2 separate regions of the Homo sapiens genome follow, and region 1 is linked to region 2. The links are chromatin loops, found by intact Hi-C in ENCODE. Cell type or tissue: psoas muscle. All regions are shown on one strand. Links, peaks and the distances in the headings refer to the core of each region. The heading gives the core; the rest is flanking DNA. Region 1 has its middle 190 kb from the start of LINC00639. Region 2 holds the start of LOC105370457 (a long non-coding RNA gene).

Region 1 (15,956 bases), core at 8,647-11,146, 150 kb before region 2:
TTGTTTTGTTATTGGTTCTTTGACCAGGAATGGGTCTTCTCTTAAATATCTCAGGGTTGTTCTTTTTTATTTTTATTAAAGGCCATTTCTCTCATTTGATTTCCCAAAAACATTGAGAATAACAGCTAACATACAGTCAGCCCTCTATATCTGAGTTCCATATCCATGGATTCAACCAACCATAGATGCAAAATATTCAGGAAAAAAACCACATTTGTACTGAACATGGACAGATTTTTCTTGTCATTAGCCCCTAAACAATACAGTAAAACTATTTACATAGCATTTGCATTGCATTAGGTATAACTAATCTAGAGATTATTTAAAGTATACACGAAGATGTGTGTAAGTTATATGCAAATACTATGCCATTTTTAATTTTTTTTTAAGACATGGGGTCTCAGTATGTTGCCCAGGCTGGCCTTGAACTCTTGGGTGATCCTCCCACTTCAGCCTCCTGAGTAGCTGGGATTATAGGCACGCACCACCAACCTGTCTTTATTATGCCATTTCAAATAAGAGGATTTTGGTATCCTGGAGGGGAAGGGGGTTGTGGCGGTTTTGGCACCAATCCACCATGGATACTGAGGGACAACTGTACTTGAAAATGGTAATCAAGTCATCACTTTCAAGCCTAGTTGAATCCAGTGCTTCATCTACTCCACACCTGCACCCACACAGCTGAATGTGTCTGAAGAAAAACACATAATTGTGCTGATTGATCTCACTTTAAATTCATGACCACCCATTTCCTAACAAAGCTGACCCCTCCATTTGAACACGTAAATCTAATTCCATCTCTTCTGCTCAAGGATACAACTCCCACAATTGCCCCTTCCTCCTACATGTTTTATTTTCCCATCTGTACTCAACATGCAGTATTTCTATCATTTTTTTAAGGCACTCACAATCCCACTTTCCTGTCCTGGTATGACCCCATTTCCACACTTTGAAACAAATAGACTTGCTCTGTACAGTTTCTCTCTTCCTGTTCTCACTTAAACCCACTCGGAGTATGCTTTTGCCTGATTGCTCCATCAAAACTGCTCCTGCCAAGCTCTCCAATGATCTCCAAAGTGGAAATCCAGATTCTTCATCTTACTTGACTTAGCAGCCTTTGACCTGGTTAAACATTATTTCCTTCTTGAAGCACTTTCTTCACTTGACTTCCGGGACACCACATGGTCTCAAATGCTTCCTCTCAGTCTTGGCTGGTTCCTTTACTCCCCAACCTTTCAATGTTGGAATACTCCCAGCCTCCCTTGCCCTGGAACTTCTCTTTCTTATTATCTGTCTATATCTCTAGCTTCATCTCTCAATCTATCATGATTCCCATTCAAGTTAGAACAGGCTAAGTCTTCCTGGGTTAAAAACAACCACACCCCAGTCCCAGTAGCTTAAGAAAGGTTTCTCACTCATGTTGCCTTTCAGTTGTGGTTTGCCTAGGTATTGTATCCCATGTTGTCCTTTCTCTGGGACACAGCTCGTAGAGCAGCTACCATAAAGAGTACTGCCAGCTGCTGTGACAGAGATAAGAATGTGACATTGTGCATTAATTACTAAAGCTTCCATCCAGAAGTAACATGTATTATTTCCACTTGATTTTAGTTGGACAGAGCAAGTCACAGGGCCATGATGAGTAGAAAAATACAATTCTAACATAAAACCATATTAGAAGGTGAAATGGAAATATTTGGTGAATGACACTAGTGATTACCAAAACTCCCAAATGTGTATCTCCTGCCTAGGCTTCTCACTAAACTCTTTTTTTCATTACCTAACTCTCTGCTCAGCATCTTCACTTAGATATCTAAAACCTCAAACTGGCCGGGTACTGTGGCTCATGCCTGTAATCCTAACACTTTGGCAGATTGAGGCAGGTGGATCACCTGAGGTCAGGAGTTCAAGACCAGCCTGGCCAATATGGTAAAACCTTGTCTCTAACTAAAAAATACAAAAGTTATCTGGGCATGGTGGCGTATGCCTATAGTCCCAGCTATTTTGGAGGCTGAGGCAGGAGAATCACTTGAACCCAGGAGGCGGAGGTTGCAGTGAGCCGAGATCGTGCCACTGCATTCCAGCCTGGGCAGCAGAGTGAGACTCCAACTCAAAAAAAAAAAACAAAAAACCTCAAACTAAGCATCTTCAAAACTGAGGTCTACTCTTCTCCTCACTCCAAACCAAACCTCCTCCTACAGTTTTTTAATCTCAGTTCATGGCAACTCCATGAACTCCATATATAAGCCTCATAAGGGTTTATTGTTGTATCTTCAATGCCAAACAAAATGTGTGGCAAAAAGTAGGTTGAACAAATGAATTGATGAATAAATATTGTGTTTCTGTCTCAGTTCATGCTCTGATTTCTTCACATCTTTAAAAAATGGTAAAGTAGATACCTTACTTAAAAAGATTCTGACTAATTGAATGTAATGATCAACACTGTAGCTCGAGCATACAGGGCCTGTTACTATACCAAATACTGTGTTGAGTTCCTTGCATTCTCTGCCTCTCCCACCCAACAATTAGCCTACAAGTGCTATACAAGTAGTTCTCTGACACTGTTAGCCTCCTGAGTCCGAGCCTTCACTACCTACATCCCCTCCCTCTTCATCCCATATGGCCATTCTCTCTCCATATGTGCATACAAACCTTTTGGGAATCCATTGCATATGTCACATTTTTTAAACAGGTTATCCTGTGATGCACATTAGACATTTCTAAGACCATTTACTACAAGGTTGATTTTTCTTTGAGAACTTATTATATTTACTTTTGGACTCAACACATTTTTTCTCATTAAGCTTCTCAAGTCATCTCTCCTTACTCATCAGACAAATGCCATTCCAGGTGAGGAATTTTGTGTCCTAAAAGCCTGAGTTTTTAAAGAGCTATTTGCAAATTATTGTTATTTTCTGGATCTGACTGACATACCAGGTGAGAGTTGTCAGCTGTTAGCTGACAGTTGCAAATCCAGGGGCCTTAAGTCAAGACTCCAGATAAGAAACACAGCAGCCCAAACTAAAGGTACTATTTCCAAATACATGTCTAGGTATTTGCTTCTCTTTTTTTAGAATAAGATCAGATTATATATAAATTATATTATTGCATAGTATCTCTTTCATAAGGTCTGTTATGGTGATAAAAATCAATAAATATATGTGAAGTGCTTAGAACAGTACAATGCAATTTAAGTATGTGTTGCTATTTTCTTTTCCTTAAGATGACTAATTATTTAATAGTCTAAGTGGGTACTATATTAGGGTTCTCTACAGGGACAAAATTAATGGAATAGACATATATATAAAGGGGAGTTTATTAAGTATTAATTCACATGATCACAAGGTCTCACAATAGGCCGTCTGTGGGCTGAGGAGCAAAAAGAGCCAGTCTGAGTTCCCAAACTGAAGAACTTGGAGTTCGATGTTTGAGGACAGGAAGCACCCAGCCTGGGAGAAAGATGTAGGCTGGGAGGCTAGGCCAGTCTCTCTTTTCAGATTTTTCTGCCTGCTTATATTCTAGCTGTGCTGGCAGCTAATTAGATTGTGCCCACCCAGATTAAGGGTGGGTCTGCCTTTCTCGGCCCACTGACTCAAATGTTAATCTCCTTTGGCAACACCCTCACAGACACACCCAGGATCAATAATTTAATCCATGATTGAATCCTTCAATTCAATCAAGTTGACACTCAGTATTAACCATCACAGGTATACTCTCTTAAATTAGAATCCAAAATATAATCTTCATGTGCTGTTGTTATTAATATTTCAAATCTTTGGTAGATTAAAATAATATGACTTAAGTAGTTTAAATTCACAGTGTAATTGTAACTATACATATGTTTGGAAACCTGGATATATCAATGCAGTATGTGAGACAGGAAAATAATTAGGTTACAAAGACAGTACAGATCTAATAATTCTGTCCTGTTGGAGCACATAACAGAAGAAAAACACACGAGAGGTAACACTGAGACCTAATAAAAACAACCAAAAGGAACTGCCCAGCAGAGAGGAAGAGACTCAGACGCAGCAGTTTTGGCCGCGTAACTGATTGACTAAGCAACCTGAAGCCTGTCATGAATCGGTGTTTTATTCAAATGTGAATAAAGATGACTGCCCCAAATTTTAGTTACCACGGTGTGAAAACATTCATTTTTCACTGTCAGTCAGAAAATATAAATTCTCTGTTAGCTATGTCTCCAGACACACTCTCAGCCATGGCTGGAATAAGCTTTGATTCCATCTAGGCTGGGAGTGTAAACTACTCATTTCCTCACACTGTACCACGGCTATCCCAATACAGGCCTCCAGGAGGCAGTGTCTCTTCATTTTAACTGAGTGCATGAATTCTGCCAGTTCTTCAATATACTTAACTTCTGTCTTCATTCTCCTAGGAAACCTTTCTAGTCCAAGAGAAAGTATTCTGTAATGGTAGCCCTCCCACTGGCCCACCCATCATGGAATAATGCATCATGACTTTGCTAGGTTGGGTGAGTTCGTTCAAAGGTCACACACAGGCCTTTGGTTTCGGGAAAGGTAGAGAGAAAGGGACCACAATTTTGAGAGTAAAAGGACAGGAATGATTTTATGTTTGCAGCACTTGAGGGAAGATGTGATTTTTAAAACAGAGCTTAAAAACCTAAACAAACAAAAAATTCTTGGCCCTCATATGTGTATAGGTTGTCCTAAGGAATGCCTTTATTGCTTTACATATGACAACCAAAGTTCCTGTTGAGACCTCAGGTTGACACTTTGTTACTTTTCCCACTGAAAGTTGCTTTTGATGTTCGTTCGCACTGATTTTTACCTTCAACCAAGCCCTTGGATGTGATGTTAGCCATTGCCACTATCAAATACCCTAGAAGAGTGGATATAACCCTTTTTTGATGAGTGTCTTTGAAGTTCCAATGAGATACATGTATATTGCTGAACCTACACATATGTATATATCTTTATGCTTTGCTAACAATTTCAAGGATCTCCTAGACTTTGTTCAGTAAAGTCTTCTAGGTGAAGAAGAGAGAGCCCCTTACAGCTCTCTCACTGCTATCCTAGGTCAATTAGATTAGTCTGGTAATTAAGTGGTTTTTTGTGAACCAGTAACTGTATTGAAAGTCAAATATCAACAATTCAGGAAAACTGTCTTTGACTTCTTTATTTGGAAATATTCTATGAAGAGAGAATTTTTAATCACCACATAGGACTGATGTTTTATTTGTAGTTTGATCACCAGGTAACTGCTTCATTCATGCATTTCATTTATTTTTACTATCATTACCTCGCTTTACATAATAATATTTAACAATTACTGTAATCAGAACACTATTCACACTTTAACCAAGTGTCTTTTATGACACTCCTGAGAAAGAGATATCTCTTCTGGATAACCAAGCCAGAGAAGAATAGTTCAATAGCTTTATTACTATGATAGTGAAAGTTGATATCAATGCTAAATTGATGACTCTCTATCCTAGGATCATCAAACCACACCTTTCTCCTTTATAAAAGTCAGCAATACTTCCACATTTGCTAATTTCATAAATGATTTAGTAATATCAACTAATACAAAGTATTTGCAAAGCATCTGAAAAAAGTCATTTTCAGACAAAATCCTCATCAAGCTTAAAATTTCATGTCCTAAATTTAGAATATTATAGTCACAAAAACTACCTCCATTTTATCATAAAGTGTCTATTGATGTCACCACCACTGTCATTGTTGCAATTGTCATTCATTGGTTCAAGCTTTAAGATCAGAGTGGCACCTAGTGGTACATTCTTTTTCTTTTCCCCCTCTTTTGTTCTGCTTCAAATTATCAACAGGTACACTTTGAATACACATTGAGTACTCATTATAACAACTTTATTAATGAAATGCTTACTACCACCACTTCCCTAAACTTATAGAAACAAATCATTTTGGAATTTGAAATCTCATATTTTGAAAATACGTGACACGAAAATGTTGTTGACAGAACGGAAGCTCATTGGTAATATTTACTGACAATGAAAGTTCTAAAATGGAATATAAAAATGAGATGTTTCTTTAAAAATCAAGAAATGTAAAAGGCATGCTAATATGATAACGGCCATCCCAAGACAATAACTCAAGAATTAACTGTCTGCAAATAATCATCTGTGAAACAGTACCTTGACTTTAAAGTCCTTAAAAATGCAAGCATGAAGATAACGGAGCTAATCATACTAATTAACTCACTGTGCCTTGTAACAAATTAATTTTGAGTAAAGGAACAGGCAACTAGAGAAAAAGGCCAAAATCTCAATTAGTTAATCTGAATAGAACATAAATACTCTCAGAACTTTTTTGGCCTTTAGAATAAGAGTAGAACCGGGAGGGTGGGAGCAGTGATCACTCCATGCTGACAGCCTGGAATTGTTATTTATGGCACCGTTTTTCAGTTCTACATTCCAATGCGAGAATTTACCACGTTTGGGCAGCAGAACATGACAGGTTGACGTAGACTATCCATAACAGGCTCCACCCTCAGAGAACTAATCTAACCTGAAACTTTAACAAGCTCTTCCTATTACTAGGAATAATAGCTTAGCTTCTGTTTAAAATGTGTTCCTGACAGGCAAACTTTGTAGACTAGGTCCTGCTCAGTACCATCAGCATTCATTTTTAGTCAGCAAGTTCTAGGTAAGAGTCCTTTGCATACCTGCTACCATTTTTCAAAGACTATATCACCATTCTAATAAATGCTGATATTGTGAATGTTTAGAAAGTAAAAATATAAAGTAAGAGTCACTCCTTACTCCTAGAGGATCTAGTTCTTGTATCTGCCCATTCCTGTCTCCTCAGCTTCTTCTTCCACAGGTTTGAGCTTCCATGTCTTCAAAGGTACTCAGGTGTTACCGGCTGAAAAGCTGTGTTTCACTGATGCTACCACGTCTCTCTCCAGCCACCACCCTCAAGGTAGCCTTCCTTTCACAAAGTTCTTTAAAGGATATTCTAAATACAGTGTTTTCATGCTCTCACACACACACACACCTTAAAATTCCTGTCATAACCAGCCCCTCCCACACCACATTCATAAATATAAATAAATGAAATAAAATAAAATAAAATAAAATAAAATAAAATAAAATAAAATAAAATAAAATAAAATAAAAATCAGGCTTCCCAAACTACTTTTCTTCTGAAATCTGTCAAGGCTGACCGATGACCTCACCAAATCCAGTAGCTTTTTCTTAACCCTTAGTTTCCAAGGCCTGTCTGTTCTAGTCGACATTATTGACTACTGTCTTCTCAAAATGCTTTCTCCTCTTGGATTCCAGGACACCACATTTCTCTGATTTTCCTCCTCCCTTTACAACTCCAGGACATATATCATATATTCTCTGTCTGAGTACTATATACTTCTACTATGTGAATGAGTACAGTATTGACCACAATTATGTGTATTTTTTCCTTAAAGAAGAGAAGGTAATACAAGGACAATGGAATGACGAGGGAGAGGGACAACAATGTACTTTTTGGCCAATTACACCTTTGTGTGATGTCTGCAAAGCACACCCCATTCTGAGTAGCTAGATGTGTGGTTTAAAGGAGAACTTGGAGACTCACAGGACATAGGAGACATCTGGCCTTCTGAGACCAATTGGGTGCATTCTAAATACCTCCTGAGCCCCCAGCAGGCCTACTAACAGATATGACCTTAGGTAGATTACATTGATTCATAGCCTTTTCCAATAGCTTATTTGTTTTTAACATTATCATTTACTGTGTTTAAGATTTCTATTCAACAGACTTTTTAAAAAAAGTTTTAAACCGTAAGGATATGCTCTGACCATTTTTTGAAATTATCAGGTGTCAGTTTGACAAAATTACCAACTCTGAGTATATTCTTAATATTAAAATTACAAATGTTTTGTCCTTTATTTAGTTATTCAAGTAAGCAGAGGAAGGCACATTCTCTAAAGGCAATTAGAGGAAGCTTGTTGAAAAGATCATTTTGGTTGTTTTCATTCTGTTATGAAATGCCACTTCTGTTATAAAATGTCATTCTGTTCATTTCATTCTCTAACAAACTTCATCCTGTTAGATATCTCAGAACTCAAACTACGAAGAATTTTAAAGCAAATGAGTAAATTGATTGTGAAAACATGATGCTCTGCATAGCACACCGATGGCCTCTGTTCAGAATTGTTTTGTTTCCTAATAATGAAGGTCAATTAAACCATAAAATGATAATCCAAAAGAATCCCCTATGGAAGATTCGAGGAAGGCCCAGAAGAGGGATACTAAAATTGAAAGGGAAGAGCAGCTCTACTGGCCATCTAGAGTAAGTGGGAGAGACAGGCAGTAAATATCCTAAAACCACCTATTAGCCTGCATCCTTCTACATTTCTGGTCCTCTCTTAAGAAGATTAATTGATACCATTAACTTCTTAGGGTTTTTTTTCCTTTTTATGTACATATGTATGTATGTATGATTTTAGAGATGGGTCTTCCTATGTTGCCCAGGCTGGAGGGCAGTGGCTATACACAGATGCAGTCATAACACCCTAGTCTCCAACTCCTGGGCTCAAGTGATCCTCCTGCCTCAGCCTCCCAAGTAGCTAGGACTATGGTGCATACCACTGTGCCCAGCTAACATCCTGTATTTTGGTATATGAGCTTCTTTTTTTCCACTGTAATAATCTGTATTGTCCTTTGACTTAGAAATTCTGCAGTCTCATTTGGAGAATGGGATATGTGTAGATAATAAAATTTGGAATTCTTCCTCTTCCACAAATGTATTATGTAATTATAATAATTTCTATCATTTCTGAATGCTTACTCCATATCAGACACCATGTGAAGCACTTTGTAGACATTATCTCATGTGATCACAACTATTCTACATGGTAGTATTGCCCTCAATTGATTGACAAGAACCTGTGACTCAAAGAAGTAAAAAAAACTTGCCTATTCCCTAGTAGGCAGATTCAATCAATCAATCAATCAATCAATCAACACAAACTCGCCTAGGAAGTAGCTGAGCCAAGATTCCCAATCTGCATTTTTTTTTTTTTACTCTGAAGGAACATGCTTTTCCCAACTAAATTAATATTGCTGTTCACCATATTTCTAATGTATAATCACTGGACACTGGAGTAGACACATATTTTTAGCACCCTAATCCAGATAAGGAACTTTAAATGCTCACCAGCCCAGGCTGTGTATCCCAGCATGTTAGGAACCAGGAGGGAAGTTAGGACCACTAAAAGAAATAACTGGACCAAGAAGCAGCTTCTCCACCCCTTCTGGAATCTCTGCCTGGTTCAGCCCACCTGCCTCCACTCCTGCCTCCACCATGTCCATCAGGGTGACCCAGAAGTCCTACCAGGTGTCACCTCTCTCCCAGGGGCCTTCAGCAGCCACTTCTACACGAGTGGGCCCAGTGCCCTCATCAGCTCCTCAAGCTTCTCCCAAGTGGGCGGCAGCAGCAGCTTCCAGGGTGGCCTGGGTGGAGGCTATGGTGGGGCCAGCAGCATAGGAAGCATCACCGCCTTCACAGTCAACCAGAGCCTACTGAGCCCCCTTAACCTGAAGTGGACCCCAACATTCAGGCCACGTGCACCCAGGAGAAGGAGCGGAACAAGATACTCAACAACAAGTTTGCCTCCTTCATCGACAAGGTACGGTTCCTGGAGCAGCAGAACAAGATGCTGGAGTCCAACTGGAGCCTCCTGCAGCAGCAGAAGATGGCTTGGAGCAACGTGGACAAAATGTTCCAGAGCTATATCAAAAACCTTAGGCGGTAGCTGGAGACTCTGGGCCAGGAGAAGCTGAAGCTGGAGGCAGAGCTTGGCAACATGCAGGGGCTGGTAGAAGACTTCAAGAACAAGTACGAGGATGAGATCAATAAGCGTACAGAGGTGGAGAATGAATTTGTCCTTATAAGAAGGATGTGGATGAAGCTTACCTGAACAAGTTAGAGCTGGAGTCTCGCCTGGAAGGTCTGACTGATGAGATCAACTTCCTCAGGCAGCTGTATGAAGAGATCTGGGAGCTGCAGTCCCAGGTCTGGGACACGTCTGTGGTGCTGTCCATGGACAACAGCTGTTCCCCGGACATGGACAGCCATCGCTGAGGTCAAGGCTTAGTACGAGGAGCTAGCCAAGCGCAGCAGGACTGAGGCTGAGGGCATGTACCAGATCAAGTATGAGAAGCTGCAGAAGCTGGCTGGGAAGCACGGGGATGAACTGCGGCACACAAAAGCAGATCTCCCAGATGAACCAGAACATCAGCCGGCTCTAGGCTGAGATTGAGGGCCTCAAAGGCCAGAGGGCTTCCCTGGAGACCGCCATCACAGTTGCCGAGCAGCTGGGGAGCTGGCCGTTAAAGATGCCAACACCAAGCTGTCCGAGCTGGAGGGTACCCTATAGCAAGCCAAGCAGGACTTGGAGCGTCAGCTGCGTGAGTACCAGGAGCTGATGCACATCAAGCTGGCTCTGGACATCGAGATTGCCACCTACAGAAACCTGCTAGAGGGCGAGGAGAACCGGCTGGAGTTTGGGATGCAGAACATGAGTATCCACATGAAGACCACCAGCGGCTATGCAGGTGGGCTGAGCTCGGCCTAGGGGGACCTCACAACTCCCGGCCTCAGCTACGGCCTGGGCTCCAGTTTTGGTTCTGTCGCGGGCTGTAGCTCCTTCAGCTGCACCAGCTCCACCAGGGTCGTGGTTGTGAAGAAGATCAAGACCCGCAATGAGAAGCTGGTGTCCGAGTTGTCTGACATCCTGCCCAAGTGAACAGCTGCAGCAGCCCCTCCCAGCATACCCTTCCTGCGGCTGCCCCAGAGCCTAAGAGGGAGGCCGCTGTGCAGGGGAGCACAGAGAACAGGAGACCCACCTGAGGCTCAGCCCTAGCCCTCAGCCCACTCACGGGGGAGTTTACTGCCTGGGGACACCCCTTGCCCATGCCTCCAGCTACAAAACAATTCAATTGCTCTGTGTGTGTGTGTGTGTGTGTGTGTGTGTGTGTGTGTGTGTGTGTGTGTGTTCAAAATAAAACCTCAGCTAGCTCTGCCCAAAAAATAAATAAATAACTGAGGACAAACAGCCTTACTTCTCCCCTTCTATGGATAATGGCCCCCACTGTTTATTATAAGATGTGACTTGCCTTAGTAATCAGAGAAAGCTCAATTAGGAAAGAATGCGAAGCAGTGCTATATTTTGGAGAGACACTTTATCCATATAATTTTCTGTGAAAGCCTATTCCTGTAAGCAGGATTTGGAATGTGTTGCTTACTCTCATAATCATCAAAACCATGAAATAAATACATCTTTTATAAACCTACAGCCCAGATTGGCCTCCATCTTCAATTCTAGGCACTCTGGCTAATGCCAGTAAAAAGAAGAAAATTAATTCATGCCTTAATTAGACCAAAATTATTATTTCTAAGTGGATCTCTTAAAGTAAATCTCAAATTGATTTGTGTGTGCGTGTATGTGTGTATGTGTGTGTGTATTTTAAAAGCATAATGAGGTCATATGTTCTCAAATGTGCACATTTTGGCACAAGCAAGTCTACCAGAAGTCTTCTGAGAACATAGCTTATTAGATTATACAATTATTAAAGATTGACCTTTTCTGTTAGGTTTAATGAACCAGAAATTGCATTTTTAACCTTGACTGATGTGACAGATGTCAGTCATCTTTTTTTAATCTATCTGAAATAGATTATAAATTAAATTGGTCCAAAAACTATTTTATTAGACCAGCAGAGGGGCAAAAATAGCCAGTGGTAATGGAGAAAGACTTCAAGGAAGATTCGTTCTGAATTCATGTTAAGAAGAGGGCATATGGCAATGAGAATGACTGATTTACAGACAAAGTCATGAGATCTACTGGGAGAGGGGAAATCCTGTAGCAGGGCCTTGAAGCCCTTGTAACTTGCATGTAATATAAACATGTACTCAAAGCCCAGTGAAGACCGCTACACACCAGACAGAATCCCAACAATGTGAAACGTATATTCTCAAGCCATACCTAAAACAAGTCTATCACTAAGCTTACAACACTTTTTACAATTGTCTATTGTTGCATTTTATGACTTTCAATGTAAACATTTTGTACGTATCTCCCTTACCAATCAATTGACTATTTCCATTTCAAACAGAATCTATTTGCTGCACAGTATTTCATGTGTTAGGAAAAGTCAACATCTCCATTAATTTTATAAAACAAGCATCTCCATAATGCCTCCTTTGTTTTGTTCGTACCATTTTTTCTTCCTATTTCCTTTTTAAGGATATTATTCAGTTTGTAAAAGATTTTCTAGTGAATAAACTTGTGACCTCCACTTTTCCCACAAGCTTCTTAATACATTGCAGGTGAGATATTTCTGTGGGTTGAAGCTACTTGCATGAAATGTTGGAATAATGAGTAAGTTCAATCAATTCTGCAAAACAGCTGGTCAGTTCTGATAGGAGGAATATAATCAATATAACAAATTGGACACACATTCCACTTCAGACACTGGTGCAAGGTGTCCCATTGACTCAAGAACAAACAGAAGCCAGCCTCTGTCCTCAAGGAGCTTGGAGTCCTGGGGTAGGAACAAAATGTGTGTAAATGACTGTAAGTCCTTTGGTGTTAAGCCAAGAAGGTAAACTCGAAAGTTGATAAAATAGGTTTGCTCAAATAAAATCATCATCTTTACTGGTTCATTTGGTTTATTTTAAAGGAAAGTAACGAGTTTATTTTTCAATACATAGAGAAGCATTAAAAAAAGAGGTGGGAGAGGCATTTTATAACTTGTCAAATTATGATTTTTTAAGTCTTATGTTTTTACACACACACACACATCACACACACAGGTGATGGGGCTGCCTTCCCTTCCCTATCCCTGGCAGGAAGTCATCCCAGTGTGAACAGCCAGGATCACACAAGGAAGGGGTGAGAGTAGGGCGGGACCACACAAGGAAGGGGTGAGAGCAGGGCAGCACCCCAGCAAGGTCAGGAGATTACTTACTGGAGAATTGAGTAAATAAGTAAAAATATCACGAATAATGATAACCAGGCTTTTCACTGTCAGAGAACATGAGGTACAAATATGAGAAGGGGGAAGGAGAAACAACCCCTGCAGCATTAGATTGGAATTAAAGTTTATCTGGATGAACTCATGATTTTCAGTGTATACCTAGAAAGATAGATACAGAGATATAGAGAGATGAAAATGTGTATATACACATGTGTATGATACATATATGTGTGCAGATATGTATATATTATGTAGGTGTGTATGCAGGTATGTATATACTTGCATAGATTTCCTTGCTCTGACCACTGAGAGGACCTAGGGGCAGCAACATCTCAATAGCAATAAAGCACACCAAGCACACAGATCTCGACTTTTGAATGCCACTTCTCCATCTTAAAAGACAAAAACAGGACATCTTAGACAAATGGCCAACTCCAGGGTGGTTGGGGCAAGGAAAGAAGACGTGCTTGTGCACATCTTGGTACATCAGGTTTAGGAAGCTGTCACTGGTCAAATCTGGGACAACTTGAACATCAAAATAAATAATCATTGTAATGGATTATAACTCATCGATGTAAGTCTCTAAGTACACACTTATATCAATACATATGTACATATACACATACATACATCTTTACATACTACTGAATGGCAACTAATAATGGCATTTGGCAAACTGTTATGCTAACAATTAACTCAGGCAAGAAACATCAATGGAGGCTAAAACTGGTAGATAAAATTGGGATGAGTAGATTTTACACAGTCTCCAAGTGACTTTCCACAAAATACCCATTATTACAAAGGAAAAGATAGATAGGTTTGCAGCAGAAAAAAAAATGTCAGACATCATCTTAACTAGGGGATCAGTGTTAACTTCTCCAGCAATGAGACAAGTAGACAAACAACTGCCATCAGAGAGGATGAAGTAAGAACACAGCATCACTTCTGTGAAATTCTGGCCAAAAATTCTGGGTCTTAACATAAGGAAACATCAAACAGACCCAAATTGGCCTTTAATCTTCATAACTCTTCAAGGTCATGGAAAGTAAAAAGACTAAAGAATTGCTTCAGGTTTGCAGTTTGAGCCACATTACAGCTGGGTGTAAGGTTCTGTCCTAGATCATACCCCATTGTTATAAAGGAGACTAAAATGGAGTCTCTGGGGTAAGGATATATTTGAGACATTTATACATTTAACTTTTCTGTACATTTGAAAATGTTTCAAAAATAAAATTATAAAAAGAGGTAATGAGTAAAAGCACTTACTCTAAGGGTAATGCAAGTAAAGTGAGGTGGGGTTCAGAAGCTAGAGAATCCCATTTCCATAGTAACAGAGCCCAGGTCTGCCTTCAGTATTACTGTATCTTGAGAGCCCAACCCAGTCCTTCACATAATTGGCATATGTTGAATGAATTCTTTGGTTAATTGAGCAGAGAGAAGGGGAGATGTCAGCCAAGAAAGGTTTCATGAAAGAGACAGAGGGGAAGAGGGGGCAGTCTAAGCATGGGAAAATGAATAAAGAAGGTCACAGAAGTGAGAAAGCAAATAGCACACGAAGCAGCAGGTGGTTGGAGTAGAGAGAATGTTTTAGAACACAGGAGAAGTGATGGTTAGGAAAAGTAGTTCATACAAGATAAGAAATAACCTACAATATCAGGGTGAGGTAAGGAAAGAATACTCATTTTAGAAGGCAATTGAAAAAGCTTGTTAGTCCTTTCTAAGCAAAGCCCAATTAATCTTTTTTTTCTATCTTTGCTCTAATAGAGGTACCAAGGCCCAGTGGTGTATCCAAGGAGGAAAGAATACAAGCAAAGATTAGGGATAGTCTGCAGTTACATGACAAAATCCCCCAGGGAATTCTACAGGATTATGTTCCATAAACCCTATGTTAGTGTTTTGTGATGGAATAATTTTGAATTGGGCTAAATTAACCATATTTTTATCCTAAATGACTCTTTACTGGGATATTCCAAGAGGAAGAGAATATGCAATTTGACCGAAGTTAACCTCAGTACCATTCCTCACTCCACCTCCATCCACCAGGAGACTCTAGAGGAACCGCAAAAGCGCACTCCAGGAAATGCTGTTTGTGTGGTTGAGCAGAGGGAAAAAGGCTTATGCCAGGTATTTGTGAACAGCCATCTCAACCCTATAAGGCATGTGAGGATTTTAAGTGAAATCAGAGATAAAGTATAAAGTGATTGAACTCAAATGGTGGCAGAGGAGCAAGGCCCTGCACACCATAATTTGCCTACTTCTTTCTCTCGACCTCTGTCAGTTTCTATGTAAACAGCCACACACAAAGATTTTAAGGATAAAGTCAAGCCCTCCCAAGGGCTCGCATGAGCTGACCTCTTTGTGGCACTGTGCTAGCTGTGGCCCAGTTACCATGGATGTCAGAAGAGTTAGAGGAAGCTTGCAAGAAAGCATTGATTCATGAATGGGTAAGGGTAGTGCCTATGGCAGTTGGGGTGTAAAATAAGGCAAAAAAAAAATGAAATGAGTGGGTAGAGATTGAGAGGCCCGTTTGATGGAGGCTCAAAGTGCTGCAGGCCTGTACTCATTCTCTCATTCTACCAACGCCGACAGGAACACCTTCTTCAGTGAATGTTCCCATTCAGGGTCTGGTGACTCTCACTGACAGACATACATTCAGCCCAGAAGGAGGAATGACTGATGATGTCTATGGAATTGAAATTCAGCAGCGCGTAAAGTATGCACAGTGCCTCTTCGGTGACCATATTGGACAATTACCAAGTTGAAAGATACATAAGTGCCATGTAAACTTTTCAAACATTCAAGGAGCAAATAGCTCTTCCCTGCACAACTGTGGTTCTTCCCATGAGAAGGAGGAAAGCAGCAAGCACTGGTAGTAGCAAAAAGCAAGAGATAAATGGAGAAAAAGTGAGAAACGTCTTTAAGGTTTCTCCTCCAGGTACCATGGAGTAGAAAAGAGGGAAG
Region 2 (15,956 bases), core at 8,723-11,222:
TTGTGTTTTGCTCAGTGCATTTGACATATTTGTTTTAGGTAAGATCTCTTTCAATTTAGTTGAGATTCCTGTTCTCTAAAGGAAATGGGCCAGGGAAAGGTGAGAGGGGAGTAACAGAGCTGTCTGAGGAATTGTAGAACTTGAGATGATAAAACAACAGGTGGTCAATGAGTTTTATAAACCTATACCTGAGTACAGACAAGAAAAGCTGTGCTCTAGAAGAAGACAAGCCCAGAGGTCATCAGCAAGTTGTGCTGTCTCAAGAGCTCTGTGTCAAGGCGGAAAATGTTCTCAGATACCAAGAAGCTGACCCAAGCCAAAGACCACACTTAGACCAAACTTTTATGACACATGGGCTTCATCCTGTTACTATACTTTTCCCCTCACTTTTCCATGAGGTACCACCAACATGTTCTCTTATTCACTTATGTATTCATTTAGCACATGCCTGTTGAGCATGAAGTGTGTGCAAAGCACTGGGCCATGCACTAACGCCATAGGCATGGCTAGCCCAATGCCTGCACCTTGAGCCCCTTATGGAAGTCAGCAACCTGCACATGCTCAGACCCCTACCCACACCAGGAAAAAGCACACTGTCTCCCTCCAAGTGTCAACATCAAACAAAAAAATTCCACAGAAACCACTTAAAATCAGAAGACAAAGTTGAAGCCGTATATGTTGAAGTTGTCATTAGACTTGCTGCCTGTTTCTCTTTAGCAGTTTAACCTTCATTCTGGTAATCAATCCTTTTTTTATTTATTTCAATATCATGGTGCCTGGACTAGGACTTATATTTTCATAGCTAATTACAAATATACACATATTTCCTTAAAGGTATATAAAATTATTATCTTGGCCTAGATAAGTTTAAAACCCTTTATGCTTAAATTCCCCTATGGTTCACTGGAAGTGCTGTAGCCAGTGTCCTCAAGGTAGTGAAGAACCATGATCGGCCAGAGTAGATGCAGGAGATAACATGTGCAATGATGAAAACATCTTTGTTTCCTTACCCTGCACCAGGCTTCGTGCCGTGTGCTGGGGCTAGAAAGATAGATTTGACCACAGGATGAAAATAATCACAAGTTAAATTCCTGCCTCAAGTTTCTCATGCTTTCTCAAAGCACACAGACACATCAATGCTAACCATGCAATCAAATGGACATATAAAGATACATATGAACTGGATACTGCAAAACGGAAGCATTACAAAATTGATCTGAAAACAGGAGAGGGGTCAGAGAGAGTTTCACAAAGTAGGCGACAACTGACTCAAATCCCATCAGACAAGTGGGAGCTTTCTAGATAAAAAGAGTGGAAAGGCATTCAAAGCAGCGAAATAGCCTATTGCATTTGGAGAATTGGGGAGCAGTTTGATGTGGCTACAATAAAGATGTGGCAAGGGATCAGGCTGAAAGGTAAGCAGAGATAAGATCCCAATGAGCTTTGAATTCACCACTAAGGATAAGCTTGAGTTTGGGGTTGGAGAATTACATAATTAATTTGGGTATGAAGCTAGAGGTATAAATTGGGAGTCTTTGATTTATGGGTTGAATTTGAAAGTGCAATACATTATATAGAGCTTGTGAGTCAGAAGAGAGGCTGAGAATCTAACTCTTTTGAGCACCATCATTTAAGAAGCAGGAAGAGAAATAAGAGTCCACAGAGGAGTTTTTAAATGAGCAGCCAGAAAACAAGAAGAAAATCGTAAATGAGGAAGAAGGCACAAAAAGGGAGTTTTGAGAAGGAAGTCTCTAGCAGTGCAGTGAAGAGGTCAAGTAAGATGAAAACATAAGATTCCAATAGACTCACCAAGCAGATGATCCCGGGTAGAACAGGAGAGAAGTCAGATTGCAGGAAGCTAAGATAGAAATAACAGATGAAGGAGTGAAGACAATTCAGCCTTGCCTCATAAAGAAACATAAGGCTAGAGAGGACCCAGGAGCCATGAGGTTTTGTTCTGAAGATAAATGAAACTTAAGCATTACACCAGGGGAGAGGAAGAAGTTCAAAATATGAGACTTAAAGAAGGTCACTGCAGAATTGAAGTGTCAAAGGCAGTAAGAGCAGACAGGACTGCAATGTCAGCAGAACATTGGACTCTAAGAAAAAGAGACGAAAAGAAAAACAGGTGCAGTTGAAGACTATTCTAAAAAAAAATCAGTGTTAAGTGAACAGTGTTTATTCCTCCTAGGTCTGGTGAGAAGAAAGGTCTAGGGTAAGAGACATTAGGAAAGTCATAAAAGTTGGAACAACTTGGCATAGGAGATAGCAAAGGAAGTTCAACAAAGGCACTTTGGAGGATCACTGGGTGGTTTTGAGGGTCTACTTAGGATTAGAGATCCTACCTTTTTCTAATGACATTAATCCACAATGCTCTGGGTTTCCAAGAATAAAAGGAGAGATGAATTGATCCGGGTTTGGGCATCGCATGGCAAATGGGCAAGAGAGTTGAAGGTGCTAGCAAGAGAAGCTTAAAAGATGTAGGTGGAAAAGGGAAGGAAATTAATCTAGCTGATGTATGTTACTCAGAAGGCAAAGGGAAATGTCAAGGAACTAGAAGTCTTCACAAATTCAAAGACCAAAGAGGATGAAACTTAGAAAGTGAGACAACTGTTAAAGACAAAAAGCAGTAGTTCAGAAATAGATGAGTTCCTAGTTCCTAGTGGTGACCAGATCCAAGGTGTGAGCATGAAAGTGAGTTCTGGGAGCAGAGTGAAGGTATAGATATTGGCATTGAGATAAATGAACTCCAAGCTACTGATTGTGCATACCAACTGTATGTTTCTCAGGGCTTTATTTATTAGATGCCAAGCATAACACCTCTAACAACCCTATGAGATAGAAACTATTATTTTCATCATCCTCATTTTACAGATGAAGAAACTGAGACACAGAAAGATGAAGCAACTTGCCTAAAGTCACACAGCTATACTAGAAGGACTAGGGATTTAAGCCCAGGCAGTCTGGCTCCAGAATTCTTGCTCCCAACACTACACTACACAACTTTCCCCAGAATGGCACAGTAGCATCTTGGAGCTATAAGCAGCATGGCTCAAATCAGGAGATTTTTGTAGGAAGGTGGAAGATGAATGATCACCTAAAATGTAACTTAATGCCCTCCCTAATATCTGCAGCATTAGTACTGCATTTATTGAGCTTCCACTATGTGCCAGTTTGTGCTATTTTAAAACAATTGATCCTAGTATAGCAGCTATAGAGCTAGGATTTCATTTTGTCTGTATTCCTTCCCTGGAATTTTCACAAAAGGTTTTTGTTATTTAAAAAAAATGATAGCCTGGTATTCAGCCTGCTGGGTAGTAGGATCTTAAATGATTCTATAAAAATCCACTGTCTAGCAGCCAAATATACTCATCTGAGAAATAACTGAACAATTCACGGTAGACTCAAATGGTGCTGCATCCACCGGAATAACTAGCTGGTGATAGTTTACTTTACAGCCCACCTACAACAAAACTGAGAAGTTGCACCTGACACTAGTCAACCTGGCCATCCTAGAACTATCTATACTGCAATATCTTAGCACATCCTAAGGAAAATATTTAGAGATCACACTCATTTTTTAACTCAGATTTTAAACACTCTAGAATACTGTGGCTATGTGAAAGAGCTCCTCCTCGCTCAAATATTCAACTACATCAAGTTGCTTTTTTCCGTTTTCAACATTTTCTGAGAATTATACCAAGAGTTGTGGCTTAACTGTCAGCATTGCATAAATTTTCTAGCACCTGGGTTATCGGTGGAAGTAGGATGTCAATATAATGTCATAACATACTCTATTCAATATTTGTGGTAATAAACTTCAGAATGAATTATGACATACCATAATTTTTCTGTGTTAATGAAGGATGGAGTTGCCTGTGTTTAAATTTTATAGCCTCCTTTTAACAACAGTTACAATTTCATTGGTCTTCTTCCAAAAATATTTGTAGGAAGTATCTTATCCCGTCCCACCCTCCATCAGAAAATACTAAAGTCAAAATGTAGCCATAGTAAGCTAAAAATGTAAAGTTAAGAATCATTATTCTCTACAATGTGAATTATCAGGACTTGCTAATCAGCCATACGAAATGCAAACACTGGCATTGAAATAGGAATTTTTGGAAGGCAGGATAGCCTAGAGGCTTCAGTTTGAATTTCTTCATTTGTCTGAGTATGTTTCCTTGTCCATAAAATAATGACTTCTTCCCACGATTTTTATGAGAATCACATTTATTCAAGCATTTGCCACACTGCTTAATTTAGCACAAAACTAGATAATATCATTTATCTTTTCGTCCTTTTCATTTGACTTCTCAGCAGCTCTTGTCCCAGTGGCCCTCGTTCCTTCTTGATACACCCTCTTCTCTTGGGTTTTCTCATATTTTCTTTGTCTTCTGATATCTTAAGGACTCCTTTGCTGGTTCTTCTTCATCTATGCAATCTCTAAATGTCACATTCCCTTACAGTTCAACACTAAGTCCTCTTCTATTTTTCTCTCTCAGCTCTCTCACCAGGCAAACTCACCCTCTCGCAGGCCTCAAAGAGTACCTACCTGCCAAATTAACAGCTCATTTCTCTCCTCTTAGTTTCAGACTCATGTATTCTTTGTAACTACTTGATATCCCAACATGGAGATCTTACAGACATCTCAAAGCCTCACGTTCAAAACCAAGTCAGGGCCGGGCGCGGTGGCTCAAGCCTGTAATCCCAGCACTTTGGGAGGCCGAGGCAAGAGGATCACGAGGTCAGGAGATCGAGACCATCCTGGCTAACACGGTGAAACCCCGTCTCTACTAAAAATACAAAAAATTAGCCAGGTGTGGTGGCAGGAGCCTGTAGTCCCAGCTACTCAGAAGGCAGAAGGCTGAGGCAGGAGAATGGCGTGAACCCAGGAGGCGGAGCTTGCAGTGAGCAGAGATCGCGCCACTGCACTCCAGCCTGGGCGACACAGTGAGACTCCGTCTCAAAAAAAAAAAAAAAAAAAACAAAAAAAAACCAAGTCAGAGCTGACCCCTGAAGGCCATGCCTGCTCAGACTTGCCCTTTCTCATGCTCCCTCTCCCTGGAAATGCTCCACCATCCACCCAGTAGCTCCAGGCTGCAATCTGAGCATCATCTGATTCTGTTCTTTCTCCACCGTCCATACCTAATCCATGCCAAGCCCTGCCTGTGCCCTATAAGAAGATCCTCATGTTGCCTTTCAATTCTAAAGTCTCGGCTTCTTAGAGCTGGCATTCAAAAGAATTAGCACATTTCAAAACCCTCTACTAAAGTGTATCTTAGAGATTATTTATAAATGAAGGGTTTGATCACAACTATAAAAATATTAATAGTTTAAAGGCAAAGAATATTCCTAAGAACACTCAGTGTTACTAAGTTTTAAAAAAGAGATACATGGTAAAATAAGTTTGGAAAATGCTAGATTAAACAGAATTAAGGTTTTCACTGTTGTCATTGCTGTTTTAACTCCAGACTTCTCAGAGTTTTTGAACAATCCTCATGAATCCATAAGAGGAACATGACCCGTGTGTCACATATTCACCACCCTCTGGTTTATTCTATCAAAAGGGGCCCAGAGCCAACTTCATTCTTATCTGGGCCACCCTCAATTTCCCTAAGGACTGCCATTCATTTTATATCTTGTTTTCATCTGGAACTCCTGAACTCCTGTTCCTTTTCACATGACATTCCTCTTCTTCTTGGCATCAGCTGTAGGGTAAATGTGAAGTTTACCACATATCCTTAACTGCTCTTTATTTCCCACAAGAGCACCAAACAAGTTTTCATAAAAATATCAGACTTTCCCAAGGGCTTGGAGAGGCAAGGAGCATTACGTCATAGCAATTCAAACACCTTAGAACCGAAGATTAGATATCTCCATTCTTAAAAATCCTCTCCTCCTCTCCACCAGAAACCTCTGATTGGCCACCATTGTCCATTTATTCCAGAGTACTGACAGATTGCCTAATCTCTCTCCTTCTTACTCCCTTCCCTCTCTTCTCTACTCTTCTTGGCTTTTCTCCTCTCTCAAACTATACAGTATTTACTTTCAATGCATATCAGATTGACTATTTATTTGATTCCTTCTTCTTTTTCAATCCAGCCAATCTACTCCCAACTGCTTACCAAGTCATTTTTCTAAACAAAGCACTTCCTTCAATAGAAAAACTGCAAGATATGGCTTCAGCTACCAACCTAAAATAATTCAGCATCTTATAGTCAGCAATTGAGTTCTTTTGAAGGGAAGTGTCTTTGCTTAGAAAACTTTGATTGTGACATCCCTTTATTTCAGAACATATTCTAGAATTTCTGTTTCATAGAATTCTTCTTGAATCACAAATTTAAAAAAAAGACAAGACAGAAACAAATTGACATCTCAGGGTAGGTGAATGTTGGGAAGTGGATGTAAAGAAAAATCAACCTGCTGCTTATATAATTGTCATGCAACCCAGGACCTCATGCCATGCCCTTACCCATCCCTGTGGGTACAGGAGTTGTCTCAACAATGATCAGACCAGCAATCTGATAGCAAAAAATACCCTACTGATTCTCCTCTTTTCTCCCACCTCATCCTCATGCACACACATGCATACAAATGCATACACCTTCCCAGGTTTTTCCCACAGGGCTCTCTGGAAGTCTGCTCAGCAGTGTCTTAAACTCCTGCATTACAGCAGGTTGTTGCCTGAGGTCCCAGAATCACTCAGGTCTGGATGGACCACAGCCCAGTGTGCTCAATGCCACTGTGTTCCAGAATATGTTGCTGAGACATCACTCAAGCCACCACGAACTCCGCTGCACCTCTCCTATCCGTTGGAGTTGTTGCTGGCCATGTTGTTACCCTCCCCAAATCACCCACTTTGACTCTGACTGAGCATCAGTCAGCACTACAGCTTCTGCCCCTTGTACTTCCTCCTCTCTGCCAGTGCTCAGCTTCTCCTCAAGGTTCTGATATACCTCCCTCTTCTCAACATTGCCTGTTCTTAAAGGAGCCCCTAAGCAGACCTGCTTTTTTCAGCTGCTATGAACCTTTTGGGATTTTATGCTGAAAATTCTCTCTTCCCAGAGGCATGTGTGCCACCAGGATGGCTAGTCCCATGGTCATTTTCTCAGGGCTGCTATAGAGCAGAGAAACAATTCATGGGCCAAATCTAGCCTGCCACTTGAGTTTGTAAAGTTTTATTGAAAAACAGCCACACCAATTCACCTACACATTGTCTAGGGTTGCTTTCTACTGCAATGGTGGAGGTGAATAGGGTGACAGATAAAGACCTTGTAGCCCACAAAGCTTAACATATTTACTTTTTGGTCCTTTTCAGTAAGTATGTTGATCTCTGCTATAGATGAAACAACAGAACTGTATGATTCCTCAATTTAGCCAGCATAATTTGAGGAGCATCCCCTTGGTGCACACAGACCCAGTAATCTTATCTGGAAAACTAACAGGATAAATGAATCAAAGGATAAAACACTATTCTAACACATGCCCGGGACACTATAGGCCATTCTGATCATGAAAATTAAATAAACAAATAAAGCAAATTTTTTTTGGGAGGGAGTCTCGCTCTTGTTGCCCAGGCTGGAGTGCAATGGCACCATCTCAGCTCACTGCAACCCCTGCCTCCTGGGTTCAAGCATTTCTCCTGCCTCAGCCTCCCGAGTAGCTGGAATTACAGGCACCCACCACCACACCCAGCTAATTTTTGTATTTTTAGTAGAAACAGAGTTTCACCATGTTGGCCAGGCTGGTCTCTAACTCTTGACCTCAGGTGATCCACCCACCGCAGCCTCCCAAAGTGCTGGGATTACAGGTGTGAGCCACTGCACCTGGCCAAAACAGGTAAAAATTTAAAACTGAATGGGAATAATAACCCCAGGATAAAGATCCCGACTATCTGTGGGTAAAGGGAAAAGAACATGTTCAGGGACGGGTAGAGAGGATTTCAACTGTATTTATAACAAAGGTTTCTTAGATTGAATGGTAAGTACAAATGGATTCATTTCTTTCCCTATGTTACATATCTTCCAGATCTATTCCCCCTTTCTCTGTCCTGCTCTGAGCCACAGGAGGCTGGCTATTTGACCTCACCAAAGGGCTCTTTTGCCTCCTGTTTTCTGACTGGGTCCAGCAAATAGACAACTGCAGCAGGACAGGGAAGAAAGACAGGGTATTTATTCCCCCAACTTCCTGCACACTGAATGTGACCCTTGAATGAAAGCCACAGCTCTTAGCAGGAGACCGCCACACAGCCATCTCTGACTCCAGTAACTGCTTCCTCCCCAACTCCTTGAATTAGCCATCTATTGCTACATAACAAGTGACCCCCAAGAACTGCAGCTTAAAACAGAAATCTTTTATTATCTCAAAGTTCCTGGGTGCTTCTTCCTCAAGGTCTCTCGAAAAACTGTAATCAGGGTATTACCTGGAGCTGTATTTTCACCTGGCTCAACTGAGGGAAGATCCACTTCCAACTCACTCATATGGTGTTGACAGGATTCATTTCCTCACAGATTGTTGGACTGAAGCATCCCTCAGTTTCTTCTCATGAAGGCCTTGATATAAAGCAGCTCCAATCTTGGCAGCTGGGTTCCCTCAGAGCAAGCAAGACAACCAGACAGAAGCCATTGTTGTTTTGTAATCTAATCTCAGAAGTGACATCCTATTACTTTTAGCGTGTTCTGTTTATTAGAAGCATATGACTATGTTCAGCCTACACTCAAGAGGGAGGAAGTACCCAAGGGCATGAACACCACACTCACTGGGTGGTGGGAATCCTAGAGATGGTTTATCACACTCTTTCAGGCCTAGAGCAATAACCAGCTGTTACTAGTCCTAGGGTTACTGAAACATTTCAGATTTCCCTAAACTCTGGTAGACAGTTCCTCATTAAGCTCCCTGCAAATTACCTCAGCTTTCCAGGACCCTGATTTGAAAGTGTAATTAAAGTACACTTACAATGGGAAAGTGGCTGCAAACTAAGCTTGGAAATGAGGACATCAAAGACTACTGTACGAGAGTTTGAAGGCCACAAGGGTAATATGTAACTCAGGGCTGACACTTCATTTTTCCAAACAGCTCAGTGTAAAAAATAACAGTAAAAATAGCCTGAGAAAGGTTTTAAACAAGCACAAAGTGGAGATGTCCAAACAAAAGGAGGAAGAGAGAATGAAGTTCAAGTAAAACTTTTCCATTGTAAGTAATTCCAATCCTTCCTTGGTCCTAATGTGAGAAATAGAATTCGTTCTGATAGAACAGGAAAAGATAAGAAAAAAAAATGGGGAACTAGAAATAAAGATAAGCTAAAAGCAATAATGAAAATTAATTGTAACATCTGGGAAAATTTAGTTGACCTTTCTGGGAGCAGAGACAAAAATTTCACTAAGACTAATTACCTTATTTTCAACTTTGACTTTATATTAAGTATGAATCTAGAGGGTAAAACAAATATTTACCTTTAATGAAATGATTTTCAAGTAATAATACATTTATGTCTCTCAGACAGGTTGAAAACTTTTTCCACCTCTAACGTTTTTGCCAGTACATAAGATTTTTATCAATCACTGCCATACTTATTAACCTGAACTTCAGTACTAATGTTAAAATAATTTACATTTTTATTAAAATCCTGGTTTCTTAGAAAATTATTTTTATCTCAGTAGTATCTACCATGCCCTGAAAAAGAAATAGTAGGCAAGACTTTACATGTTAGCTCAATAGCTATAGATATTAATAGGATCCTTTGTAGTTCAGAGGGGAAAACAGAACAGAGCTAGGGTTCCCACCCTTCCCTTCAACTCTTCTCCATCTAAGTATAATTGACCAAGCCAGAGTGGAGGCAACTCATTTCTGGGATATCCATCCATTAGATAAGAGATGCAGACATAATAGCCAAGAAATAAGTCTAAAATGCATGGAAGTTTTTATCCTTAGTTATTGAATGAGTTACGTATTTCCTAATTTTCTGCTGAGCCTAGAGAAGAAAATGACCAATCACTTTGGAAAGATATTGATGTTTATGAAGTATAGCCTCTGAATATCTCAAATGGAAAGGAAAGACTATATTTAAACCAAGGAAAAAATTTTACATGAGTACAATTTTATTGCTAGGGACTAACTTTCATATATAATGATTGCTTACACATAAAAATTCATCTATGACATTAAATACCAACTATATAATTCAATTAACTTTATTTTTCCCTTATAATTATCTGAAAAATTTATTCTTTTACAGTGAACAAATTCTTCCCACTCTTCTGAGCAACCATCTCAAAATATAGTAAGTACTGGCCATTTAAATAAAATAAAATTCCCTAAGTAAGCTCATCATTGGTAGTGATGACTCACTACTCTGTTTATAAGTAGGTTATAGTTGAGTAAACACTGTCAACACAAATAAATCACCTCAGACCATTATGTTGAGAAGATCATGGTTGTATTAACTGGTTTTCATGTATGCCTCATTACTTCTTTTTCTGGATTATTCATTGAGAGGGAGCACTATCTATTTAATTTTTTTAATGTCATGGAAGTAAAAGATGTGTGATGGGCACAAAAACTCTCCTGTGAATGTTAATGTTAACTTTCACTTGATTGAAAAACTGCAGTGTAATTTTTACCTGAAAAGAAACTTTGCCTTGAGTATAATACCTTCAAATTATGTAGAGCTTTTGTCCCTTAGAGTTCACATCTCCTCAATACCTAGAGAGAGATAACTGAGCTACAGAATAATAAGCTGATATATTTGAAAGAAAATGCTGGTACATTTTATTTAATCAAAAGATTTTTAAAATGACATTATCAGCTCTTTCAGACAAAAAAATGACTTCTTTGAAATTGGACATCAAACAAAAATTATACAGTGAAATTCCATTATAACTAGATAATTTTTTTAAATATCCACTCCTTCACCGAACATATATTGGCTCACCAAATATTTACTGAGCCCAACTATCATGGGCTAGGCACTGTGCCAGGTACTGGGAATACACAGATAGAGGACATAGTCTCTAGCCTCATGATACTTAGAGTCTATAGAGAAAAAGGTAAATAGATTACTAAAATATTGAGAAATAAGGACTCTAATAAAGGTGTACATTCCGCGATAGTCTCTCATTACTGTTGTAATGGAGTTGTGTTGTAGTCTTTTTTCTTTTTTTTGAGAGTCTCCCTCTGTCGCCTAGGCTGGAATGCAGTGGAACAATCCCAGCTCACTGCAACTTCAGCCTCCCGGGTTCAAGCAATTCTCTTTCTCAGCCTCCCGAGTAGCTGGGATTACAGGTTCCCACCACCACGCCCAGCTAATTTTCGTATCTTTAGTAGAGACAGGGTTTCACCATTTTGGCCAGGCTGGGTCTTGAACTACTGACCTCATGATCCACCTGCCTCAGCCTCTGTAGTCTCTTTTAACAAGAGCTAAGACATTTCTTTAAAACTCTTTTGGTAATGATCTTACCTTGGAGGTGCGGAAAGAAAAGGTATCAGTCTATGTTTGGGGGATTTTCTTATATACCATTAATACCCTTGTTTGAAAGAAACAATATGCTGATGTCCTAAAAATCTGATGAGAGAACACTGAACTGATGAGCAAAACTTGACAAAAATAAAGTTTTGATAACCAAACTCTACCTCCTCAAGCAATTAGAAAGAAATGAATCAATAGGAGATAAGCCCACTCCATTCTACCCTGCAGCTCAGTGTTAACAACAGCCTTGAAGTTAGAGGACCAGTGAGGAGTTTATGAGTGTGTGCATGGAGGAGGGGAATGGGGATCTCTGTGAAGTCTGAGTCCCAGTCACAGAGACATTAAATCTCTCCCATTCAGAACACCTCTAATCTTTTCTCCTCTAACACCCCTACATTGGAATTTTCAAGGTGTGGGACAGAGATTACACAGCCAAGTCAGCCTCCTCTCAGCTGCTTTCATTCTGTGAGAGAAAAGGCCCCAGCTGACCCTGAAAGTTTATAGTCCTGATCAGGATGGGCAAACAAGAGGTGGATCTGTCCACAACACCAAGTCAATCAGTTGTTTCATGCCTTTGTCAAGGAGCTGGTGGAAAGACTGCTGAAATTGGTCAAAATACATAAATATTTAGGTTGGTGCAGAAGTAATTGTGGTTTTTGCCATTACTTTTAATAAATTACTAATAAATTAGTAACCCCTTAGAAAAAACTTGACCAGAAGTCATTCTACAATAGGCACTTACCACATTGCAAATGTATTCCTGTTACAGGGTAGGGACTGTTATAAACTGAAGGTTTGTGCCCTCTCCCCAAAAAAATTCATATATTGAAATCCTAACCCCCAAAGTGATGGTATTAGGAGGTGGGGTCTTTGGGGCATAAATAGGTCATGTAGGTGGAGCTCTCCTGAATGGGATCAGCCTTATAAAAGGAACCCTATAGAGGTCTCCATGCTCTTTCTGCTACATGAGAATACAACAAAAAGATGGCAGTCTGCAACCTGGAAGAGGGCCTTCACCAGAAGGGGACCGTCTTGGCACCCTGATCTCAGACTTCCAGCCTTCAGAACTGTGAAAAATAAATTTCTTGTTGTTTATAGGCCACCCATTCTATGGTACTTTGTTATAGAAGCTCAAACTAACACAGGGGCCAAGTCTTTTCATCATTATGTCCCCAGTGTCTGGTACCAGTTTGTTTTCCACTACATGAGATGCTTCAGAACTTGATCGTGTTGAAATGACTGAATGAGTGAATGGTTCCCTAAGGGATTTATACTAAAGTCAAATATTGGCTTCTGGTTTCCTTATTTTATTTTTAAGCATAGGTATATAAGACAAGTGAAATAAAGACCAACTTCACTCTTTCAGCAGAAATGGGACAGGCTAGAATCCCTTCTGACCCAACTAGCCATGCTATCCTGAAATGACCTCAGGTTTCCTGTACACTTCTCTAAGTGGTGAAACATGCTCAGCATCTACCAGGTCCCAGATCCCATGAATGACATTAATTGTTTCCATAAGGTTTATTCAAAAAGGGGAGTGGAAACTGGGATTCTTCTCTTTACTACTGGCATGTTATAATGAATATGAATTATATGAATAAGTGGCAAGGTATGGCTCTCGGCATACTCTAATGGTCTACTACAAAATCAATAGGAATATGGCCAGAATGTGACAACATGGAAAATAATAAACTTCTAATTGACTCAGTTTTTTCACCTTTGCCCTGAGAACCATGATGAGCCATGAAATCCCAGAGTGCCCACGCATCACTGCAAATGCTACTGGACCAGGGCATCTTATTCTTTTTTTTATTTCCTCCCCTGTCTTCTAACCCCAACTCCATCCTAGGACCTAAGACAGTTTCCAGAGCACAGTAAATTTCAAATATTGTTCAGATGACTGGCATTTCTTCATAGCTAATATGTTATGGGGGAAATAATATCCTTAGAAATCCTCGTACATTGAAAATCTCAACAGGCCAAGAAGTGATAATTCAGATGAAGTCTACACTGAAAAACCACAATAGAGAGAACCAAACATCTCATTATCTGAAAGTAACTGCTTGAGTCTGCTATAAATGTATTTTTGTAGGGTTTCCTTAAAACTTTACTGCATGACATTTTAAAATTGAAAATAAAGCTATTTTAAATCATTGAAATTCAACTGCCCACTTGCTCAAAGAAGATATTTATACAGTTATTTGTTTCTCCAATAGGAATAACTGGCTCACTGCATGCAGTATTCAATTCTTTTGATGATATTTCAGTTTCCAAGTATACCTAAAAAGTAGAATGATCTGGCATTTTATTGAATTCTTTGATTCTATATAGGCTCATATGAGTATCACCTTTTTTTTTCTGTACTATAGATATCATTCATATTCGCCAAGGTAAGAAATTGGGTTAACCCTAGTTCACTTTTTTCTTCAAAAGTGATGTCTTTTAAATATCGGGACAAGAAATCTATATTTGAGTTTGTTATTCAGCATGGCTTATAGTTTCTATTCAGAATTCTACTTACAAATAAATCAATTCTAATTTTCTCAAAACCAAAATTACTCCAGAAAAAATTCAGCAATAGCAAACATTGATCCAGCATGAAAACTGAAATAATTTAAAATTTATTACTTGATCTGCTCTCTCATACATTCAATATTAGAAATAAAATAATTCTTAATACTCTTCCCCAAATTCTATGCCAGTAAAATTGAGTTGCTTCATCATTTTTTATATCAAAGATTCCTTTTTTAAAAACAGTTATACAAGTCAGGAATTGCTTCTCAAAAACCACATTATGTTTTATAATGATTTAATAACCATGTAATCAAAACTCTCCCAACTTTTAGTCAATATTATTTATTTGGTGAAACTCAATGAATTTTTTATGTTAAGTTAAACATAGCTTAAGCTTCTTTTATAGATGTTACTTTGAATCCATCTGTTATCATTAGATTGGGAGGGAGGAGATAGACTTTAAAATAGTTTAACTTCAGCATAATGATTAATTCTAAATTTTATTAAATCCTAATAACTTGCAGATATGTTACCTAATGTGTATGTTTATGTATATATTAAATGTCTCTGACATACATAGGATGCATACATATCTCTGACATACATACATATTTTAACTCCATTTTATTGATGGAGAAAGTGAAAGACTAATGGAGTTGTAAAAATTAGTTTGAAATAAGAGGAATAGGATCTGGGTTTCTCCCTCCTATTCAAGTGTGTCTCTTCTGGTTATTAACTTTTGGAGATATAGATTTTTAAATGAATTACATTAATACATTTTTAAAACCAAAATTTGTCTGTTATTATAGCAACTTGAAGTACAAAGATGTTAGTAATTTTCATTTGTTCACATTGTTCAATCGCTGTAAAGATCAAGTTTAGAACACTGTATTCAATTCCTTCGAAAGCACACACTGATGACACTGACCAATATGGAGAAAGAAGAAACTGCATTTGTAGTGATGACTGCAAACGATGAGCGCAGATGGAGAAATACTGAGTATGGGACCTAAAGGGAGCTATTCAGGTAGAGATGTTCATCAGGTAGCTCTATTTATGGACTCTTACTGTGCATCAGTTTATTACAAAGGCACTTGGGACACAAAAACAAATCCCAGTAAGGAAACAAAGGACGGAATAGGTGTCAGTGTCTGTCAGAGTCTGGTTAGGGCATAGAGGTCACACTAATTACTTTTAATAGAAAAAAATTTAGTGTAGATAGTTATATTGAGTAGATGAAAAGGCAAAGAGAGAACTCTAAGGTATCACAGAGATATCACCTGCAGAAAGCCTCTTCTACCCCTACAATTGGGAAAACAAAGTGAAAGGTTGGGATTATTAAAATTTAGAAGGTTTAGAGGAGGTGACTCATACGCCTGAGACCCAGACATCTAAGAAGGGGCACTGCTCACCTAATGTGTCTGATTCTGCCAGTGTTAGAGAACCTGAACTGCAAAGTGCATTTGATTGCTGCTCTTGGATTCAACTGCCACTGCCAGGGTGAAGTGAGGCAAGGCAGATCCTGACAAAATTAGGAAGTACACATAAACTCAACGGAAAAAAGGAAGTGCATTTTCCCTCCACCAGCTGTGCAGTCTCCCTGGAACCCCTGCTGAGAGAGCCTAAGATGAGAGAAATGGCCAGGCAGAGATCTGATTTACAGAGTGCCAGCCCCAGCACCACAGAGCAAGCTATACAAGGATATGGGTTTGGAGCTGAGAGACATCATAGCTCAATAACTGAAGCAGAATGATTTGTCCCAATTGAGGGGAAGGGGTTCAAAAAGGTTTTGATAAATAAAGTTGAATTGAGTCAAAGAAGTTACAATTTATTGAATAATTAGAATGTGTCAAGCATGGTATTAAGCACTTCAAGTTCATTAGTTCATTTAATTGAATCCTCACAACAACCATTTGAAGTAGATATTATTATCCCAAGTTTATAGATAAGAAAATTGAGGTTCAAGGAGGTTATGTGA

Evidence for each region. Peaks named below come from ENCODE experiments on the same cell type or tissue, not always from the same donor. Only the 100,000 strongest peaks of a DNase experiment are listed, where the experiment ranks them.
Region 1: it touches region 2 in a loop (4-fold over the local background); 3 of 110 quality-filtered maps call a loop at or near these places.

Annotation. Positions count from the first base shown.
Region 1 is chr14:38,717,722-38,733,677 of GRCh38, forward strand. It overlaps the pseudogene KRT8P1. Among named protein-coding and RNA genes, the nearest start is that of LINC00639, 190 kb to the right of the region's middle. In psoas muscle, for the core only: no CTCF peak of the experiment used is centred there; no DNase peak of the experiment used is centred there.
Region 2 is chr14:38,872,362-38,888,317 of GRCh38, forward strand. The region is part of intron 2 of LINC00639 (long intergenic non-protein coding RNA 639); the gene reads right to left. LOC105370457 (a long non-coding RNA gene) reads left to right here and starts at 6,369. Exons shown (of 5, transcript NR_135256.1): 1 at 6,369-6,380; 2 at 10,235-10,279. In psoas muscle, for the core only: no CTCF peak of the experiment used is centred there; no DNase peak of the experiment used is centred there.